Regions from separate parts of the Mus musculus genome. Here regions 2, 3 and 4 are each linked to region 1. Evidence: chromatin loops called from intact Hi-C (ENCODE). Cell type or tissue: left cerebral cortex. All regions are shown on one strand.

Region 1 (5,000 bases):
ACACCATACCTATGCTATTCAGGGGGTGGAAGATTTGGGGGAACTTTAGTGATATTTGGGGGTGCCATTGTGCCCATTTCTTGATACCCAAGGCAAGTCACAAAGGCTTGTGTAGAGAACTTATCTGGCACACAGGTATGTATTTGGGGGAGCAGTTTCTCAAAATGTGACCCTTGACCCTTCCTCACCTTGTTCTAGAGCTATTGTGAAGTCTTCCAGAAAGAAGGAAGAAATGAGTGTTGGCAGTTGTATTGGGGTCCAGGTAGAAAAACCATCAGCCGGGGATGGTATTTTTTTTTCAGGGTTTATTTTAAGTGTATGAGTACTTTGCCTGTGTGAATGTATGTGTGTTATTTACATGCCTGGTGCTGATGGAAGTCAGAGGAAGGCATCTGATGCCCTGGAACTGATATTCTGGACAGCTGTGACCCACCATGTGAGTGCTGGGAACTGAACCCTGGTCCTCTGCAAGAGCAGCAAGTACTTTGTTTGTTTGTTTGTTTGTTTGTTTGTTTGTTTGTTTGACACAGGGTTTCTCTAGGTAGCCATAGCTGTCCTGGAACTCATTCTGTAGACTAGGCTGGCCTTGAACTAAAAGATCTGACTGCCTCTGCCTAGTGAATGCTGGGGTTAAAGGCGTGCACCACCCACTGCCTGGTTTAACCGTCTGAGTCATCTCTCCAGTCCTTGAAAAGTCTTGCTTAAGTTCCTGTTTGCTGAGTTTTCCTCGGTTCTCATTTCACGATGTCCAGCTCTGTTAGCACCACAGCCGTGGTCAGAGCACGTACTCCAGAAATGTCCTGGGGAGGGAGGGGACTCGGGGGGACAAGGAAATGTGTGCATGGGTCACATTCCCTTCAGCAGCTCTTCTGTGCAGTCCCAAGAGCAGAGACACACAGGTACGGAGAGACAGACATGCAGATATAGATGAAGCAGCCCAAATAAAACCAAGAGCGCCACAAATACTTGCTCAGAATACCCCTCTGCCACACCACTGAGCTGTCCTAATCGACAAAGCATCATTGACTGCCTGGATCTCTGAAGCAGCTTCCAAGCTGGCCAGTGCTATTCATCCATCTATCCATCCTGCCACTGGATTATCTTTCTGGACAGCAAATCTGTGAAGGTCAAGAGGCCTGCCAAACTGATCTTGGGGAAAAGCCAAGCCCTTTGGATGCTCTCCAAGACCCTAAGTACCTACTCTCGTTTCATCTTACCTCCTGTTTTGGCTCCAGTCATACCACAGGCTGTTACAGGTACCTACCATGAGACTATGATGTCTCTGCATCTAGCAGCTCATTCATGCAGACACTTCCACAAGGAAACATTCTCAAATTGCCCTCCCCAGTCTGGGAGAGGTACCCTGGAGCCTTGGTCAACACATTTCCCTCACAGGGCTGAATTACAGGTGCTTATCTTCTGTGTACATGGGGGGAAAAAAAAGGACACTTTCTGAGGGGTGAGGTCAGTTAAGACTATGGAATGGACCTAATGTCAACTCTGGCATGGAAAGCAGGATGCCCTGGCCTGGAAGGAAGCCAACTTGGAGGTACAGAGCATCCCTCGCTCTGGCCACGCCCTCTTATCTCTGCGCTCTGGTTACCGAGGGAGCCGCCATCCTTCAGCGCTCTCGGTAGCCCTCTGATCGATGATCCTTCTCTCGGGCCTCAGGTGGTCAGGGGAAAAGCACCATGGAGCAGGTGCTGCGTGAAATTGGATTCTGAAAGATGAGTTGGAGTCTGGCCTCAGAAATAAAGTGTGGACATGTGTGTGCCTAAGGCAAGGGGGTATATTAAAGCATTCTCTTTCCCAGTCGTTGTTTCCCGCAGGCCTTCAATACAGGCTCCAAAGCTATCTGGCGACCGTGATGTCTCCTCTCTTCATCCCCGCCCCTAGGGACACCCACCGTGGCTCTCTAGGCACGCTTGAATGAATGGGGGAGGACCCATGCGCATGAATGAGCGCGTGTGTGAGCGAGTGTCTAGGCTAGCCAGTCCGCAGATGAGTGAATGGCGTCCGCGCCACTTCGGCCCAGGGGCGCGGGCGAGGGTTCCACTTCCCTTTCCCGCCAGCTGGTGGCCTCCAGAAGGTGGCAGAGCCGGCAGCGGCCCGAGCTGGGACGGCCGGGGCGCGGGATGGTGGGGGAAGGGGCGTTCCCGGCGGCCGCGCCTTCCGCGGCTATTGGATTAGTGGCCTTCAGGGATGAGCTCAGCCGGATCGGCTTTCAGCTGCAGCCTCCGGGCCGGCCGGGAAGGCGGGGAGCGAGCGGCCGTGGAGGAGGAGGGGGAGGCGGCGGCTGCAGCATCCAGAGCTGGCCCTGGCGGTCGGCGCGCCCGGCGCACAAAGGCGCTCAGCCCCTGGGGAAGGCAATGAGCGCACAGCTGCCCGGGCCCTGGCCACCACTGCAGCCCTCGCGGCGTGTGCTCAGTGCTCTAGGGAAGAAACCCGGTGCTCCGGGGACGGGCGGCCGAGGTGCGGCCCGTGTGCCCTGAGCGCGGGACTCGTCGCTCTCCAGGTCAGGCGCCAAGCTTTAGGGCCATCAGGGCAAGGGCTTCCGCATCTCGCTGAGATCAGCGCAGTGGGGCACTTCACTACTCGGGACCGGACCTCGGCGGCCTCTCCCGAGCGTCAACTTCTCCAAGAACGTCCCTAACTCCAGGGCACCCTGCGGAGCGAGAGGGCGCTGCCGCCGGATACAAGTCGAGAGGACGCGCCGCTGGTTGAGAAGCAGCAGCCAGCATCCGCGGGGTCGCTCGGGCGCCCCTGCGTGGGCGGCAGTGGCAGCAGACCTCTCTCCCGGGAGTCCCGGACCTGCCAGCGCTGGGGATTCCTCCCAGGCAGGCGCTCGCCCTCTCTTTTATGGTAAGTGTTCTCCAGCTCCTGCTAAGGGGTGATCGTCCGCCAGTACCGGTCACACTCGGTGCTCTTGGGGGACTCTCTGGTTCCGGTCCGTGGGAATGTCTCTGTGAATTATGGCATTCCGAACTGGTTGGTTTGCGCCCAGCCTCGGGCGTTGCGTTGAGGTCAGCCTCTGGTACTGTAGGTTTGAAACCGCTGCTCTCCCTGTAGTGGAGACAACACACACAAATTGAACCCAGACTCAACCGACTATGTTCCGGTCGTATATCCGTCACTCTCTGGGGTGACCTTGGGCCAGGTGCCACAACCACGGTTTCCTCATCCATAAGATGGGGGTGATAGTGTGCCCTTTTTTACTAGAGTGTTGGAGGAACTGCTGGGGTGGTGCGGAGACCCGCGTCTGGCATTCAGAAAGCACTTAGATACTAACTAGCGTTATTAGCCTTGTGAGTCCAAGCACATCATCCAATTTCGCAGAGCTGCCTCATCTGAGTGGCGAGGACTAATTTCTGGGGGTCTGCTCGTCTGTGGCTTTTGGAGCTGTGGGAGTAAAGCGTCTAGCACTCAGCAGCCGCTGGTGGTGATTGTTCGTCTCCGACGCTGGGGCAGGGAAGACTGATTGCCGGGTCCGGGAGTCGCTCGCGCACGGTTCCCAGCCTGGCTGCGAGACAAACTTGGAGAGAATAGGTGGCTCCGGATTCTGCTCTGGGAAGCAGGGAGGAGGAAGCCAAAGCCCGGAGTGCGGCAAATAAGTCCAGGAAAAACAAGGGACCCCAAACTCCCGGCTAGAAAGGCCCAGGAAGTGTGATTCCCACCGCCCCGTGGCCAAGCGAGAGCTGCTGAGTCAAGAAGAGAGAAGAGAGCACGTTTGTGTGGCTCTATCTAGAACTTTCAGTCCTGCAGTCCCGGGCTTGGATTTGAATTCGGCTTTCAGCTCCATCCCGCGGTGTGACCTTGAGCGATTCTTCTAAGGTCCGCTGCTCTGTGCTTCCCCTCGCCCTCCTCCCCTCCCCCTTTCTTCCCCTTCTCCTGGTTCCTCTCCCTCCCTACTCCAGGAATTGGTGTGAACATCTCTTATCCTTCCATTCATCTGCCCCTAACAGTTGTTGAGCCTATCTAGATTTAGAAGAGATAAGGGGAAAGTTCACTTCCCACTGTGCCCTGTGGAAAGCGACTAACCCCTGAGGCTTCCTGTCTGTTTCCTCACTTTGGCACCTCTGTCTTTCAACTAAAGCCTGCAGTTTCTATTGCTCAGGGTGATGGAGGATCTTTCAACCTCGCTGCTCCACTCGCTCTCCCAATTGGTTTTGGGCTGCCCGATAAACCCTCTATGCAGAACAACAAAATGTCAAAAGTGTGGTATAGACATCCTTTACAGACGGCCACAGTTTTTGAGACACACACCCTGAATCCATGTTTCAGATTTCCACAGCAAGGACGGTAAAAAGAATTTAAGCCACTTCTGGCAAGCTGCGAACAAAATTAGATTCACCAGCTATGCCATGCAAATATCTCTTCAGTTTTCATTTCTCTTCGACTTTAAGGATATTCAGTGACATAGAAATAAAATCTGCAAGGAAAAACCAGAAGAAGTCAAAAGTCACGGCAGAGCTGGGAAAGAAATGCTACTTACTGCAGTGGCTTCGTAGCTTCCAATTGGGAACCGATTTGGGGTGTCTGTGTGCTGGGAGTGGAACCTAGGGCTCTGTGCATACAAGATAAGCACTCCACCCCTAAGCTCTAGCCTCAGCTTAAAATGTATAAAGAATCAAGACAAGGAAGAGCCCCAAAGGACAAAGACTACAGACAATTTACCCAGAGAGAGTGAAACAGAAATAACACATATGCGCCTTACCTCAATAAGAAAAACGTGTGCTAAAGCCAGAAGATTCAGTTTTTCAGATATCAGATTGGCAAATAGTAATGGCCATTCACTAGCAAGAAGGATTTATCCTCAAAAATGTAAATAGTCCAAATTCCTTTCTAAAGCTAGAACTTCCTCGAGACTACTAGGAGTGAAGACTGGGCCTGCCCTCTAGGCCTGGCTTTCACTGACCCCACCTTCTTTTCTGTCACTTCCCCCTTCCCCACCCCTGAAACCCTGGCCTAAGATCTTGGTTTTGCTCCAACACTCCAGGGCT
Region 2 (5,000 bases), 57 kb after region 1:
CCGTCAGCCTGTGCTCAATGCTAGCTCCTCAACTGGAACTGTGACATGGAAGGAGGATTCCATCTCAGCCTATATCAGATCAAAACAAAACAAAACAAAACAACAAGCCAGAAATATCCCCAAGTGGCTGTGCCTGTCCTATGCGTTACTTAAATCTCTTTGACATCTCTGTCTTTCCAAGATCAGGGATTACAACCACTCTTTGCTACAAGGCTATAGAGTCCCCGAAGGTGTCAAACAGCATCCCTCTAAAGACAGCAGTTGGCAGATGGTGCCAGGTCATGCATGCTTTGAGCCCATCCGGTCTTAGTCCAGTCTGCCCTTCCAAAATGCAATTAATCCTAAGCAGGATGCCACAGTGGAGGGCTGGAGAGAAGCCACACCCCCGGAGCAAGTCACTCAGGACAGATTCCTGAGATACTCAGGGCAGGCACGGGTGGCCACAGCGGGGCCCTAACTAAGCAAGTGTGGACACAGGAACAGATTTAGTTGCTCATGCCCGCTAGAGTGGCTGGGAAAGTTCCTCGGGGCCTTGGAAGGAGCTTGCAGTCTGTTTAAGTCTCCCCAGAAGCTCTCTGAAGTTCACAGACAAGCAGCTCAAGTAGACACTTGTGGTTAGCTGCCTCCCGCTACAGTCAGAGAAAAAGCATCAAGAACGTGAGACAGTGAAGCCAGAGGGGCCCCAGCCCACTGCTGCTCCGCAGTCTGACTACCTGCCTCCAGGAAGAGAGCAAGAACCTTTTGGAATAGTCATGGAAGGCCCTCTGAAGAAGCAGCCCCAACCTCAGAAGCCACACAGAGCAAGGCGCGGTACCAAAAGTGACCTTTTCCCCTTCTGATGCTGAGCCGTCCAAAATGGATTCCATTATTTAGAGGGGTTGTTTTCAAGACGAGGGCACGGGCATTTTAGCAAATCCCCACCCTAAGAGATCAAGCTAAAAACACACTGGTTGCTTAAGATGAGAGCTGATCAGGAAAATCCACGGATGTTGAAAGGGCTCTTTCTCCAGCAGCTTTCAGTCAGTGAGGTGTCGGTGAAATAAATAATCCTGGCATTAAGTAATAAGCCTCACCCATAAGGGAATGATTAGGGGCTGAGTGAGGGATACAGGCAGTGAGGGCTGTCAGCTTGTGGATAGGACCAGTCTCTATGGGTGCAGCGTTACAGGGGCGGCCCTTGTGCAGGCAAAAATGGTCCGGGGTAAAGATGTTCCAGGCACACCAGACAGGAGCAATGGTCGGAAGGCCAGACAGTCCTCACTTCTTGGGGGAGGGGGAGGAAGACAAGAGTCTGGCAGGAGGGAACTTGTAGGTGGATTCTATGAGGGGAGCCTGCTGGAGCCAGCCAGTGACCCGGACACTGCCACTCTGTGGACAGCTCCTGGGTGGTTCCCCCTGACTGGCCACAGAAGCCTCTTTGAGGCCTCCCAGGCCCAGCTCAAGGATCCCCTCGGCATGGCCCCTGGTGGCTATTGCTTTTGGCAGCCGAGGATCTGCAGGTCCGTTAGAGGTGACGGCGGCGTGGCACAGTTGAAATGCTGCCAGGTCCCGTGGTCTGCACACAGGTGGCCGGTGTCAAGCAGGCCATGCTGTCTGCGGACCTCACTGCCCAGACCTGGGCAGGCTTGTGAGGCATCCTTGGAGCCTACACAGGCTGCGTGGCTGGCCCAGCACAAGTGAGCCTTTGTAGCCCTGGTTTATGAAACCAGCCACATATTTCCCCGTCACTTTATGAGGTGCTAGCTCTGCCCATGCAAGCTGAGGAAAATAAAGCGTCACATGATTTGTACCGCTACAGTCTGAAGTGAACCAGTGCTCCCTTGCAGAAGTGCTGTGCTCTCGACCAAGGCCTTGTGGCTCTACTAGGGGGAGGGGCAGACTCAAGATTTCACCCCTGGCGGGACACTCCTGTCCAAGCCACTTGGTGGAGAACAGAGAAGAGACAGAGGCAGTGAGACTGGAGGGTGGTGTCAGGTAAAGAACTTGAGACTTTAGCATCGTGTTCTCAAGGCTGGCTTTCCCACAGGTGAGGGAGGCCCTTTTACCTTTTAAGAGATCCGCAAGGCACCTGGTGGGAATGCTCTTGCAAAGTTTACCACAAGGTAAAGAGCATTCCAGAAGGGCTCTGGCCTTAAAATACCTGGCAGGAAGGGCTTTGCCTTGCAATTGAAAAGGATTAGTTTCCTGAGGTGTGTCTATAGGTAGCCACCCATACACTGTGAACTGTGATTTCTGGCCTCCCCTTATCTCCTGCTCCTTTTGTCTTTACCTGTCACTGGTCGGGTACTTCCTAAGTTACATAGAGTATTTCACTAGGCACCCACTTGCATTAATCTGTCCTGTGTGCCTCAAGAAAGCCCTGTGCAGAGTGCGTGCACACACACACCCCCATCTCCCTACTCCACCCCCCACAGTGCAGAGATTTGCTTTGAGCTCAGAGATAAGTGACTTGCTCCAGACACACAGCTAGAATCTGGCAGAGCTTCGCCACTCAGGGTTAGAAAGATGGCCATAGGATGGGGACCGAGGATGCAGCCTGGTGGTAGAGCTCTTACCTAGCGCGTGCATCTCCCTGGGATGAATCCCTAGCACAGAAGTGGGAGAGGAGGGTTAGTGTAGAGGAGATGAGGGGACCATGTATAAAAACCCCAATTATAATTCAGCGGCTCGCTACTAAAGCGATACTCAAATTGATCATAGTTATAGATTCTAAGTACCCTTTGAGCTGAAACCGAAAAGCATTTGCATGGGAGCAAATCCAAAATGCCCACTTAGAATAACACACACCGCTCAAGGTAACTCCTCATTGCCACCTGGTGGCATTGCTTTTGCATTGCAGGGGCGTAAATACGAGCAAAGACAGCTACACCTCAGCCTGGAGCCAATGGGAGAGACCCCCACTTGAAAACTGGAGCCCAAAGTTCCCATTAGTGTTGTACCCTGGCCACAGCAGTGGAGGCAGGCTACCCCTTCAGCTTCCTGGGTGGCTCATCTTTAGCTATGCAGCCCTCTGTCGACTGACCTCGCTGGAGTCTTCCTCCAAACCCAGAGCTCCCTTGACTCTTCATTTCCTTCCTATGTCACAGTGAACAGGAAGAGAAATGTTCAGGCGACGGGCTTTGAGGCTCCGGTGGTGAAGGCCGTGGAGGGTTTTCACAAGTTCTTAACCCCTTTCTAAAAGTCACACTAACTCTTCCAACAGTGCCCTTGGCCTGGTCCTCTTCTGCTGTCCTCTGATCCCAGACCCCTTAGGTCACTTCGCATCCCATTCCCCTTGTGATGGTTAATCTAGATAGTCAACCTGGCCAAGATGATGGCAAGAACCTAGAATTCACAGAGCTAACCTCTGAGAGGGCCTTTCCAAACAGGACTGGTAGAGCAAGTGGGAAGGGAGGCCCAGGTAGGTGTGTCACTATTCACTAGCCCAGAGGCTAGGCTGGAACCGAAGGGGAAGAGAAAGCTAATAGTCAGGCGACAGTCCCACTCTTCCAGAGCCAATGTGTCTGTTGCCCCCTGGACCCAGTCTTCCAACACAGACACAAAGGCAATGACTATGTCTGCCTCTAGAGGGCAGAGCAGGGATGCTACCGTACTTCATCAGACTCACCTGTGATTCTGTAGTTCAAGGTCAGGGTCCAGAGCAACCTGGCACAGAGGGGGATATTTTTTTTTCTCTTATAAGGAACAGAACCCATAACCCGCAGAGCCACAGTTAAGAAAGGAAAAGGATGTGTTTTCTGGAAGACTAGTGCTAGGCTAAACCTTGTTCCGGCCTCTCTGCCTGACGTCTGTTTTTCTCTCTACTATAGCTCCGAACAGTTCTGGCCTCCCCTCCCTTCTGGTTCATTGAGGCAGCTTACTGAACTTCAAGCTACCATGCTCTCAAAACTACAATAAAATGCAATAAAATGACCCACGGAGAGGCTGCAGAGATGGCTCAGCGGTTAGGAGCACTGACTGCTCTTCCAGAGGTCCTGAGTTCAATTCCCAGCAACCACATGGTGGCTCGTGACCACCTATCTATCTATAAAGGGATCTGATGCCCTCTTCTGGTGTGTCTAAAGACAGCGATGTACTCACACAAAATAAATAAATAAATAAATAAATAAATCTTTAAAGAAAGAAAGACCCATGCAAATATAGTGTTCCATATTGACCTTAGATTGTCTGCCCCAGGAACCCATTCAGCACGATTGGAATCAGATCCCCAAACAACTCTGGGCCCTAAGGAACCTCAAGTTTGCATCAGCATTGCCCAGTGTAAGTCCTATAGGGCACACTGATTAGGTCCCTTCGGTCACATGGCCACCCTGAACCAATCCCCGTGGCCGCTGCATTGGAATGTGCTGGTTTGCTCAACTTCTTTCAGGGCTGAGAGGAAGTCCAACCCAAGTCACCCTTGAAGGCGCCTGCAGGAGTGAGACTGTGAGGAAGCAGTGGGCAAAAATCATAGAAAGCCATCAGTAACCGACATAAGGGTTAGCAGGATAGACGTTTATAAATGGTTTACATTGTATTTATTTACATTATAAAACCACAGTGAAAATCTAGGCTGGCCTTGGCAGTGCCATTTCATTCATCCAAAGGGTGGCTTTAGAGGTAGAGGAGATTGTCTGTGTTCTGTAGCCTGCCTCCTGCTCTCCTGGCTGTCAGTTTGAACAGTCTAGTTGAAGACACATCCCCCAGGTGTCCTTACTTAGAGACCTAGGAGGGAGGGATTTCCTCAGGCTTGTGAGTACCCCCCCAGAAGTGCCTGACATCTGCACCCCATCCTAGAGGCTCATGATCTTCTTCCATTCCCTCTTTTGGTCTCCTGATGGGAAGTGAAGATTTGTGTTTGTTCATAGTGGCCTCTCACTGTTCTACCCCACTAAGATTAGTGTTAAGCCTTCAGATAGAGTGGGATCTACTGGTTCAAGCCGGTAACCCTAGCAACTCAGGAGGCTGAGGCAAGAGGATCACGTGGATCAGGCCCACCAGAGACTCAGAGAGAGTGCCAG
Region 3 (5,000 bases), 96 kb after region 1:
TGAAGTCAGCATCCAGGGTGTAGGAACGAGTCCCTGGGGAACCTAGTTGGGGTCACACATCTCATTCACAGTCTCAGGTACTTGGTGGGGAAATAGGAATACCACAACTTGTTCCAGGTTAAGGTCCTACAGTCCAACGTCCTTGTGGCCAATCACCAGCCAGCAAGGTCTACTGCCCTACTGTGAAAGCTGGGGATCAGAGAGGCTACTTGGCTCTAGCATGCCCACATCGGAGAGGACTGATGTGTTTAAGGATTCACCCAAGTTATTGATGCGGAGGGAGGGAGGCTGTGGAGCTCTTAGGAGGCGGGACCTGGCTTGCGGAAGTAGGCGTGGCTTGTGGAAGTAGGCGTTAGGCTCAGGACTTGGAAGGTTAGACCCCTTTTGATTCTAGCTGGGGCTCTCTGACCCCTGGCCCTCCATGATGGAGGTGCCTCCTCAACACGTTCCTGCTGTCTTCTGGGTCTCCATCTTTCACTTGGCTTTGGACACTCTTAGTCTTTAATGGTGGAAGGGTGACACCGCCCCCCCCCCCCATGACGGACTGTAGTTTCTGAAACCCTAAACTAAAAGAAGCCATTTCTCCCCTCGCATTGTTCCTGTTAGTATTTCTGTCAATAGGATGAGAATAGGATGGGGTTCTAGAGAGCAGAGGCAACATGCTATCCCTGTGTTCGGGAGTCTCATTACTGGGCTGAGGGACCTGCAAGCCTTCTCCTTATACTTTAACAAATAGAATGGGTCAAGTCACTGCTGAGGTCCAGAGAAAGGATGTTTGGTATCTTCCCCCACCCACTTCGCTTCTTCAAGACATTGTCTGTTTGGAGCTACGTGGCCCTGGCTTTCCCTTCCAAAGGCCAAGAGCTTGCAAACACTGCAATGTGAACTCTGTATTAAACTTTTATACACTAATATATATTTTACTGAACTTTTTAATAAGCCTGAGAGAGATGGCTTTAAATAATTCAATATGGTGTTGGCCTCGAGCTGAACTATGCTACAAGTAAGCACGTATAAAATATGACACTAATATTGCATACCTTAATATCATAAATGTTTATCTTGATAATAAGCCATTTGAATTCAAGCAATGTGTGAGTTACGGTTGCCATGGCATGGCCTTGTTAAGGTTTTAAATGAGACATCAACGGCAGCCGCCACATAAAGGCTGGCGTTCATCTACGTGCTGTTTATAAGGGAGCCGACTGGACGCTGAATAGCTTATTCATCAATAAAAGTTTGAAACGCCGCTTATGGGGCCATCGAATGGTGAGAGGAAGTTGCAGGAATGTGTGTTTTCCCTCAGAGCTGGCAGTTGGGACTTGACAGGAAGTCTGGCATGGGCCGGAGGTCACTCTCTCTACCTTACAAGGAGGTCTTTGTCAAAGGTGGCACTGACTCATAGTAGGTGTTCAGTAAATTCCTGTCATGACTCCTTGAGTGGCCGACGTAGGAAGGACAACTGAAGAATATACACACCCAAACCTGGCTGAAAATCAAAGCCATCAAGCTGCTGTGTTCAAAATACAGATCCCCACACCTGCCCTGCAGGGACTCTTCAGACCAGCAGCTCGGAATCTCGCTCTCCAATAACAGGAAACTTAACCTTCCTTACATCTCTATTAAAGCCCCAGGCGGAGAGTCTAAAGCTGAAAGAGACCCCGAAGATCACCTAACCCAACCCCTAAAACCACACAGTGAGATGTGGAGCATCTAGTGGGGCAACCTAACACCCCAATCTAGCCTGGCGACTCCCAAGGCAAAACCCAAACCCCTCCCACTAAGTGTGTACTCTAAGCTGGGGCCCATGTTCCCAGAGGTTTTGCCTCTTTCTATCTCCCAGCTCAGCTTTCTCTGGTCGGCTCATTATCGGGCAGCTTTTCCCTCCCAGAAGGCCTTGGAGTTCCCTGCATCTGAGCTGAATAGGTCTTTCTGTTTCAGGAGCAACAGACACGCCAGCTGATGCTCATGGTCTCTGCCTGGACCATGAGCTCATTCCTAGAGGTGTCACTGTCCTTGGGGGAAAGGAACCTAGAGTGTTGGTGAGGATAGAGTGGAGAAAGCTGGTTCCCCCAGGGGAAACTGAGGCCAGGAACCAGAAAAAGTATGGAGGGAGGGCAGGGAAAAAGAATAGAGTAGAATTCTCCTCCCCTCGCTCCCTCCAGCAGGATGCAGAAGCCAGGCAAACCCGGGTGTCTCAGCAGAAAGTAATTTAACACATCAATGCTACATTGAAATTAGTCCAGAAGTACAGTGCAGAGCCCTCATGAATTTTTAAGTTGAAGTAGGTAATTTCAAAGAGCCCTCAAGCTTGTAGCAGGCATCTGGGGTTCCTCGGGACTCCCGGGGGGCCTCAGTAGAAGCTTGGTGGGCATAGTCATGGTGGATCTGGGAAGCCCAACTGTGGCCCTGAAGTTTTAATTATTCATTCTTTATTCCCTTTGTAAGTCTAATCCCAGTTAACCATTCCCCGCGCGCGCGCGCGCGCGCGCACACACGCACACACACACACACACACACACACACACCTCGATCTTACTTTGATTAGAAGGATCTGACAGCCCTACTCCCTCTATATCCTCAGAGACTTGACCATGCTGGATCTCACCTGAGGGTAGAGGTAGAGTGATCAGTGTAGCCTGAGCCAGTGTTGGGGAATCTGCAGGTCTGAACCAGCCTGAGTACCCAGCACTGTAGGCCAAGCCAAGTTTGTAGCTCCTGGCTCCTCTGTGTCGGTTGGAATGAGTGTCATGAGTGTGAATCATCCATCCATCCCACCGAGAGCCCGATCCTGTTATGATGCGTATGGTGCCTTCCTTGCTCTGAAAGACCCTCCATTCTGAGCAAATCGTCAGAGCCACCATGACTGATTGTGCAGATCGAGAGCTGCCAAAGGCCACAACCCAGAAGACCAGCCAACACTTACTTATTTGAATGCCTGCAGATGCTGTCTGCCCAGAGAGAAAGCACGGAACCAGATCACGGGCTCAGACCCAACCCTGTTCCCAAGCTCAGAGTCAGATATGGAAAGGAAGCTAGGAAGTAGAACCATGGAGGGCTGACACATCAACAACCAAACTGGGTCTCTGAACCCAGCAGTGGGGGAGGGATGAGGCGTCTAAGAAGAGCAGACGTCAGAACACCCGAAAGCCCTGAGAGAGGAGAGATTCTGGGGCACAGTCAAGAGGAGGCTGACCAGTGGGAGCAGAAAAACTTCCCGTTTACCCTGCAGTCGATGCCCTGCCCTGCTCTGGCCACTCTGTGTTGCAGAAAACAGCCTCTCCTTGCTCCTGCAGCCTCTGTTTTTCATGATAGTGGTGTGCAAGGCTCCTTCCTTCTGTTCCTGCCTTTGCTCCATGCTGTTCACTTCGTTGTGGACAGCCTTCCTTACCAGCCTGACCTCTTCAGAACTCAGGTTAGGCAACGCCTCTCTAGAGAAGCATTCCTCCCCCACAGACTAGTCCATCCCCCTCTACCCTGGTCTTCTGGCCCTGTCCTGCAGAATCACACTGTGGTTCATCTGCCTGCGTATCTGTCTCTGTCCCTGCCCTTTGGGTTCTGAGTGTCGAGAAAGCTGTGTTCGATTCTTAAACCAGATTCTAGGAGCAGCCTGCAGGTGGAATGCTGTCCTAGCTCTCCACAACCTCCACTGCAGTCACCAGTAGGCCATGTTTGCTTTGGGGGTTTTAGCACATGCCCTAGGCTGACTAGAAAGTTGGGATGAAGAACTGCTGGTGGGAGAGAGGCCTGGCTACCCCCTCCCCACAGTAGAACCACCCTAGATCCATCCCCTCTGTTCCTTTGGCCATTGCTCCAAACAACAGGCATTTAACACATCTTAGACTTAATGATTTTTACCTGTCAGTTTCCTCCTAAGCCTGAAGTCAGACAATCATATATATTATGACAATGCATCTTCAGAGATAAAGATGGGACCTTTTTGCTTCTACTCCCAGGCCTGCCATCCTTTCATGGTGTCTCCCGACTCCTTAGTCAAAATATACTGTATCTCTCCCTTCTTCCAAATGCAAGTAAGCTTTACTTGACATTTTCAAAAGAATAAATCAACCACAGCATCCGGTTCTGCTTCTTGTTTATAGGCTGGGTATAAAAATTAAGAGTCGGACTGGAGAGATGGCTCAGTGGTAAAGAGCACTGGCTGCTCTTCTAGAGGACCTGAGTTCAGTTCCTAGGAACCACATGGTGACTCATGACCCTCTATAAGGAGATCTGGTGTCCTCTTCTGGTATGTAAGCATACATGAAGGCAGAGCACTGTATACATAATTAATTAATTAATAAATATATAAACTGAATTTTAAAACGTAATAGTCAAGAAGCAGTGTGCAGTGGTTCTGGCTGGACAGATATTGATGGCAGCTTAGCCAACTACTTTATTGTGTTGTGGGCACAATAAAGCTGCCTCTCTTGCAAGCTTCTTGTTTGTTCTGAAGTTTCTATTTGCCACCCCCACCACACACACACACAGGCGCGCACACACACACACACACACACACACACACACACGCCCTCTTTACTTATGTCACACACCATCTTTTTTTTTTTTTAACTCTATATAATATCAGATAGCAGAACCAAACAGGTATTCCTTACTTTGCCCGCAAAGCTGTGAACAGATACATGTCAGATAGTGAACTGATGACAGCAGTTCCACCCCAAGTCCAGCCTGGTGACCAATGAGATTATCTAGGTGACTCACAGGAGTGTAGATGATTTAGGCAGCATTAGTGAAAAGCCTGCCTTAGCATGGGTGACTGACTACTCATGAGTACTTGCACAACTTGCAGGCAGTTCCACCCAAGAGTCTCCTCCAGTGGTTGTTTGCTGATCATTTAACTCCAGGGAGGGACTCATAAGTCTTGTAAATTTTGTGAGCTTCCTGAGTCTTGTGAACATCACATCTTCCTACAGGAGGAAATGTTTCTATTTGGAAGAAAAAGCTACTCAACAACAGACAATAAGACTAAAAACACCAACCAA
Region 4 (5,000 bases), 50 kb before region 1:
AAGAAACCTTAGAGAGGAATGTAGAAAGATACCTGGAATAGCCTCACCAATATGCTGAAGTTAAACAGCATACTTCTAAGTAACACATGAATCAAAGAAGAAATGAGATTTGTCCAGAAAACAATTTTGAAGTAAAACAATGTAAAAAGTTTCAAAGCTTCCAGAAAAGAATGTGCCCCAAAGGATAGAGAACAACTTTTACACTAAGGAGGAGAACATGTAATCAATGCTACTTGAAACTAGGAAATGATCAAATTAATCCCTAAATAGAAAAAAGAAAAGTGATAAAGCTGTCCACTAAGAAAATGAGAAACATCTGTAAAATCAACAAGAGTAAGAAAGACTCCAGTTAGTGTGACCAGAAGCATCGAAGCATCCAATAAGAAGTGCAGATGCGGGCTGGTGAGATGGCTCAGTGGGTAAGAGCACCAGACTGCTCTTCCAAAGGTCCGGAGTTCAAATCCCAGCAACCACATGGTGGCTCACAACCATCTGTAACAAGATCTGACGCCCTCTTCTGGAGTATCTAAAGACAGCTACAGTGTACTTACATATAATAAATAAATAAATCTTTAAAAAAAAAAAAAAAAAGAAGTGCAGATGCCTGAAGGGCCGAGAGCAAGAGCTGTAGCTGCTCAGAGGAAATTCAAAAGTCTCTGAAATGAGTCGGCACAGTGCATCTCCGATCATCACAGACTACTCAACAGCTGCTCCTTCCTTTGTGTTTCAGAGGCAGCTCCAGACTCCAGTGTGTGTGGCACTTCCTGTGAAGGAATTAGGAGGACAGCTGCTGGGATGAGTCCCAACCCCAGGTCTCAGAGCCACATTCTAGATTCCCCTTAGCTCTTTTTTTTTTTTTTTTTTTTTAAGGAGGAAATGATGGAGCAGACACGTGTGTGCGCATCTTCTTTTTTTTTTTTAAGATTTATTTATTTATTATATGTAAGTACACTGTAGCTGTCTTCAGACACTCCAGAAGAGTGGAGTCAGATCTTGTTACAGGTGGTTGTGAGCCACCATGTGGTTGCTGGGATTTGAACTCCGGACCTTCGGAAGAGCAGTCGGGTGCTCTTACCCACTGAGCCATCTCACCAGCCCTCCCCTTAGCTCTTAATGTGAGTTTCAGTGACACTGCACTGAGTGAAACCCAAACCTCCCAAAAAACCAAAAAAATCTGAAAGGACTGGTATCTGGTTACTGTACCCCTTTTAGAAAACGAGTCTGCTGTCTAGTTGCCATAGAAAGTGGGCCAGAACCACAAGTGGATCTTTGACATACCATCATATTCCAACCTGTTATTTTAAGAACCAAGTTCCAATCTTTCACTGAATTATGACAGTCAGTTCCATTGACTAAACCGATGGCTCTTCCTGCTTCTAGATATACAGAGCCATTGTGGCAAATCTTATAATTCAAATAGACACTTACCTTTGCAGAAATACTTCGGTCTTTGGAAATCTGGGCCTCTAATTTTGCAGGGCCCAAAAGGACCCTGAGTGACTCTGCCCCTTGCAGAAGAACCACATAATCTTTCATCTTCAGTGTGTATATGCTACTTTTGAGTGTTACTTGTGTGCTAAGTCTTCACATGTACCTTCGTTAAACCATTGCAAAGACCTTTAATGCCAGAAGCTTAGGTGTGGTACATGATACAAGAGGCCTGTGGTCATAGTTCCAATTTCCCACACTCTTCCCTTTGAAGTGGCCCATTTGACAAGCAGACCACATTCCTAGTTCACAAATGGTGGTCCTCGTGAGGCAGGCAGGAAGAATCAAACACACATGAAATTCAAGTCAAGTTCCTTTAGAACACATTCCTGAACCTTCTCAAATGTAAGTTGATCGCCAGCTTCTCTGTGGTTTCCTGGCCTCAAGGAACCTACCATGCTTAGCATTTAGATTTCGGCCTCCATTAAAGGAAGACGGCCACTAGGTGGCAGCAATAGCTAGATAAGACCTGTCCGATCATGCTGATGGACCCAGGGATGTCTCCATCTCTGTGAAGTAGATTTCTTTGGTCTGGTACCTATTTTGAGCACTAGGGTAGGAATTGAAGTTTTCCAGAGGCATCACATGTAGATGAGCCTATCTAGGTCCTGTACCTTCCCAACAGCTCTGGCCTGGACATACCAGACATATCTTGGTTAGGTGTTTAGTCTTTGAAGCTGATTCTTTGTATGCTGCTACTCACTGGATTTCATTCTTGCTTTTCAGCTGCTAATCACTGAGCCTTGGCTAGAGCAGTTGGAGAGCTTGGTAGTAGCTGTCCAAGTCCATGCATATGCGCTTTTCAAACGCATGATGCATACTCAGTGTGTTTGTCTCCTTGGTTTTGACAATGGATAAAGACCAGTGTGCCTCTCTCCACTCTGCCCACGTCTTGTTCTCTCTACTTCATCTTGTCTGGAATGAGACCATCATGCTTGAAGCTACCCAGCCAGTAGTGACAAGGCAGTCAGAAGCACATGCTATGGGACTGAATGGAAAGAAAGGAATGTGGATGCCAGGAGCATAGGGGAGCTACCACAACCCTCTGGACAACCCACCGCTCATGCACAAGAAAAGTAAAACCTGCTTCAATCACTAGATTTTGGATTCCTGTTACAAAGGAAAAAAATGAGCAAGATGCAGTTCATCTTAATTATATAATCGTGGAAATGTTAATAAAATTGTAAATTACAAGGATCACCAAAACTCTCAATACCTGTCTGCACATACAAGTATCCCTGGAGGTTTTAGCCATCTGTTCTCCAGATTTACACATTTTCCCAGAGGGTAGCAAACAGGCCGTCCTCTGCACACTCTTCTTTCTGGTTAGTTTCACTTGATATGAAAGTGAGAAAAGCTGCAGGTCGATTGCATTCATGGACTCGTAGCAAACAGGCTACTCCTGGCGTTTTAAAGGTCTTCGGGTTTCTTTTGAGACAGGATCTCTAACTCAGTCTGGCCAGGAACTATTTATGTAGACCAGGCTGGACTCAGACTCAAAGCCATCTGCTTCTGTCTCCTGAATGCTAGGATTACAAATCTGATCTACCATGCCTCAAACTCATGACATTCAAAAAAGTATCTGTTATACACGTGTGCCCATGTATCCAGCTACTTGCAGAAGTCAGAGGAGAGAGTCCGATCCCCTGGACCTGGAGTTAGAGGAAGTTGTGTACTGTTTGACATGGGTGCTGGGAACCAAAATTTGGACCTCAGCAAGAGCCGCAGCACACTTTAAGCACTAAGCCATCTCACCAGCTTTATTCATGGTATTTTGTAGAAAAGAAAAAGAAAAAAGATAGTAAGTCATAACAAAATTGGGTTAATCCCAAGAATTCCAGGATCACTGTTAAATAAGTTATTAGTGTAAATTTACTATACCAGAGGTTTAATGAAGAAAAAACATGATCCTCATGGAAAAGCATTCAGCAAAACTTTGCAAATTAGAGAAGGGGAAATTTTCCTTGGTTTTAAAATAGTACCCCAGCACTAGGGAGATGGCTTCACTGGCTAGCCAGCCTAGCCTAATCACTAAGTCTTAGGTCTCCATCATGAGACCCTGCCTCAAAAGGGTGGAAGTCTCTTGAGTAACTCCTGAGGTTGACCTCTGACCTCCACATGCACTCAGGCGTTATGAGTGTACATACACTCACACACACATAAAAGTCCAAAATACACGGTAGAACAAAAGGCCTAAACAGCCTTGATGCTTGTCCAGAGGTGAGGAGAGGGTCACATTGTAGTTACAAAGTTTGGGATAATTTAAGACCATAGGGCTTGAGTATGGGGATATAGAAAAAACAATGGAGATTAAGGCAGAGCCAAGAACAGACTCACATGCTTAAAGCAGAATCTTGACTGGAAGATGGGTGTGGTGGTGAATGCCTGCAGTCCCAGCGCTTGGAAGGCCTGGGCAGGAGATTCAGAGATTGAAGCCAGCCTGGACTACATAACAAAACACTTGACAAAGAAAAGGAGAAGAAAACAAAAGAAACTTCATTGGGTCAGAAATAGCATAAAACTGGCTGGACCATCCAACAAAATGGTACTGGCTCTGTGGTTATCCACATGAAAAGCTAGCAATCTGGATAGTCGTCGCCAATTGATACACACCTCATGTCCTAGACTATCCCTGTAGGTGGGTTAGACTTAAATGTGACAGGCTAACCTTTTACAACTGTAAGAAATCATAGGAGAAATGTCCCTGTAAACTGGTGGAGGAAAAGGCTTTTCTGTGCTCAATATTAAAGTGCACGCCAGACAGGAAATGACTGGTAGATTAGTCTACATTAAATTTTAGAATGTCTTTTCCTCAAAATACTTCCCCAAAAGGAAAATCTAATCCAAAGCCTGGAAATATTTGCAATGTATACAACTGTCAAGGGATAGAATCGGAATACATAAAAACTTCTATGAATCAGTCCATTAAAGGCAACCCAATAAAAAAATCTGGACAAAGGTCAAAAGTGGGCATTTTACAGGAGAATAAAACCTAATATACCATAATAAATGTGTGTTGGGGGGGTCATCTTAGCAATTAGGAAACAACAAGTTAAATTGCAATGAAATGTGATTTTAAATCTTTCAAAAATGCAGAATCTAATAGGACGATATCAAATGGATGAGGGACAAAGAAATTCTTAGGTGCTGCAGTTGCCTAAAATGAGACTATCAACACAGGGAAAAATATGCATTCTACAGTTGATGCTAATAGCATATAAGCTGGCCGGTTCGCTCCTAGACACAGACCCTAGAGAAAACATAGCTCAGATGTTCCAGGAGTCACACAAGAATGTTCATAGCAGCCTGGTTGCCATAGCAAAACACTGAAAACACTCTCTCTGTCCAAGAACAGGAGAATGCAGAAATTCACATGAGGGAAAATGAATGAACTCCAAGAGCAGCCTGACTTGGTCCAGGAGCCTGGTTTTGAATAAGAAAAGTAGATCATAACGGTAAACAGAAAGTAAGCCAAGGCTGAAAGATCAAAACCTGAGGAACACAACCATGTA

What was found. A loop is a pair of places that touch in the nucleus more often than their neighbours do. Peaks named below come from ENCODE experiments on the same cell type or tissue, not always from the same donor. Only the 100,000 strongest peaks of a DNase experiment are listed, where the experiment ranks them.
Region 2: a loop joins it to region 1, with 2.7 times the contacts of the local background. A loop is called at or near these places in 17 of 42 quality-filtered maps.
Region 3: it touches region 1 in a loop (2.8-fold over the local background); 8 of 42 quality-filtered maps call a loop at or near these places.
Region 4: it touches region 1 in a loop (2.2-fold over the local background); 15 of 42 quality-filtered maps call a loop at or near these places.

What each region holds. Positions count from the first base shown.
Region 1 is chr9:97,016,056-97,021,055 of GRCm38, reverse strand. It overlaps Spsb4 (splA/ryanodine receptor domain and SOCS box containing 4), which reads left to right and starts at 2,701. Exons shown (of 3, transcript NM_145134.3): 1 at 2,701-2,862. Gm16010 (a long non-coding RNA gene) reads right to left here. Exons shown (of 3, transcript XR_871043.3): 1 at 4,715-5,000; 2 at 3,290-4,429; 3 at 1-3,063. In left cerebral cortex, a CTCF peak has its summit at 2,089 (motif pointing right); DNase peaks (open chromatin) are centred at 2,139, 2,758, 3,518, 3,684 and 1 more place; H3K4me3 peaks cover 2,200 bases; H3K27ac peaks cover 1,202 bases.
Region 2 is chr9:96,959,001-96,964,000 of GRCm38, reverse strand. All of the region lies in intron 2 of Spsb4 (splA/ryanodine receptor domain and SOCS box containing 4), which reads left to right. Among named protein-coding and RNA genes, the nearest start is that of Gm16010, 53 kb to the left of the region's middle. In left cerebral cortex, CTCF peaks have their summits at 2,815 (motif pointing left) and 3,562 (motif pointing right); DNase peaks (open chromatin) are centred at 2,808 and 3,538.
Region 3 is chr9:96,920,112-96,925,111 of GRCm38, reverse strand. No RefSeq gene overlaps it. Among named protein-coding and RNA genes, the nearest start is that of Gm51657, 26 kb to the right of the region's middle. In left cerebral cortex, no CTCF peak of the experiment used is centred here; no DNase peak of the experiment used is centred here.
Region 4 is chr9:97,065,870-97,070,869 of GRCm38, reverse strand. No RefSeq gene overlaps it. Among named protein-coding and RNA genes, the nearest start is that of Gm19325, 13 kb to the right of the region's middle. In left cerebral cortex, a CTCF peak has its summit at 1,930 (motif pointing right); DNase peaks (open chromatin) are centred at 1,934 and 4,821.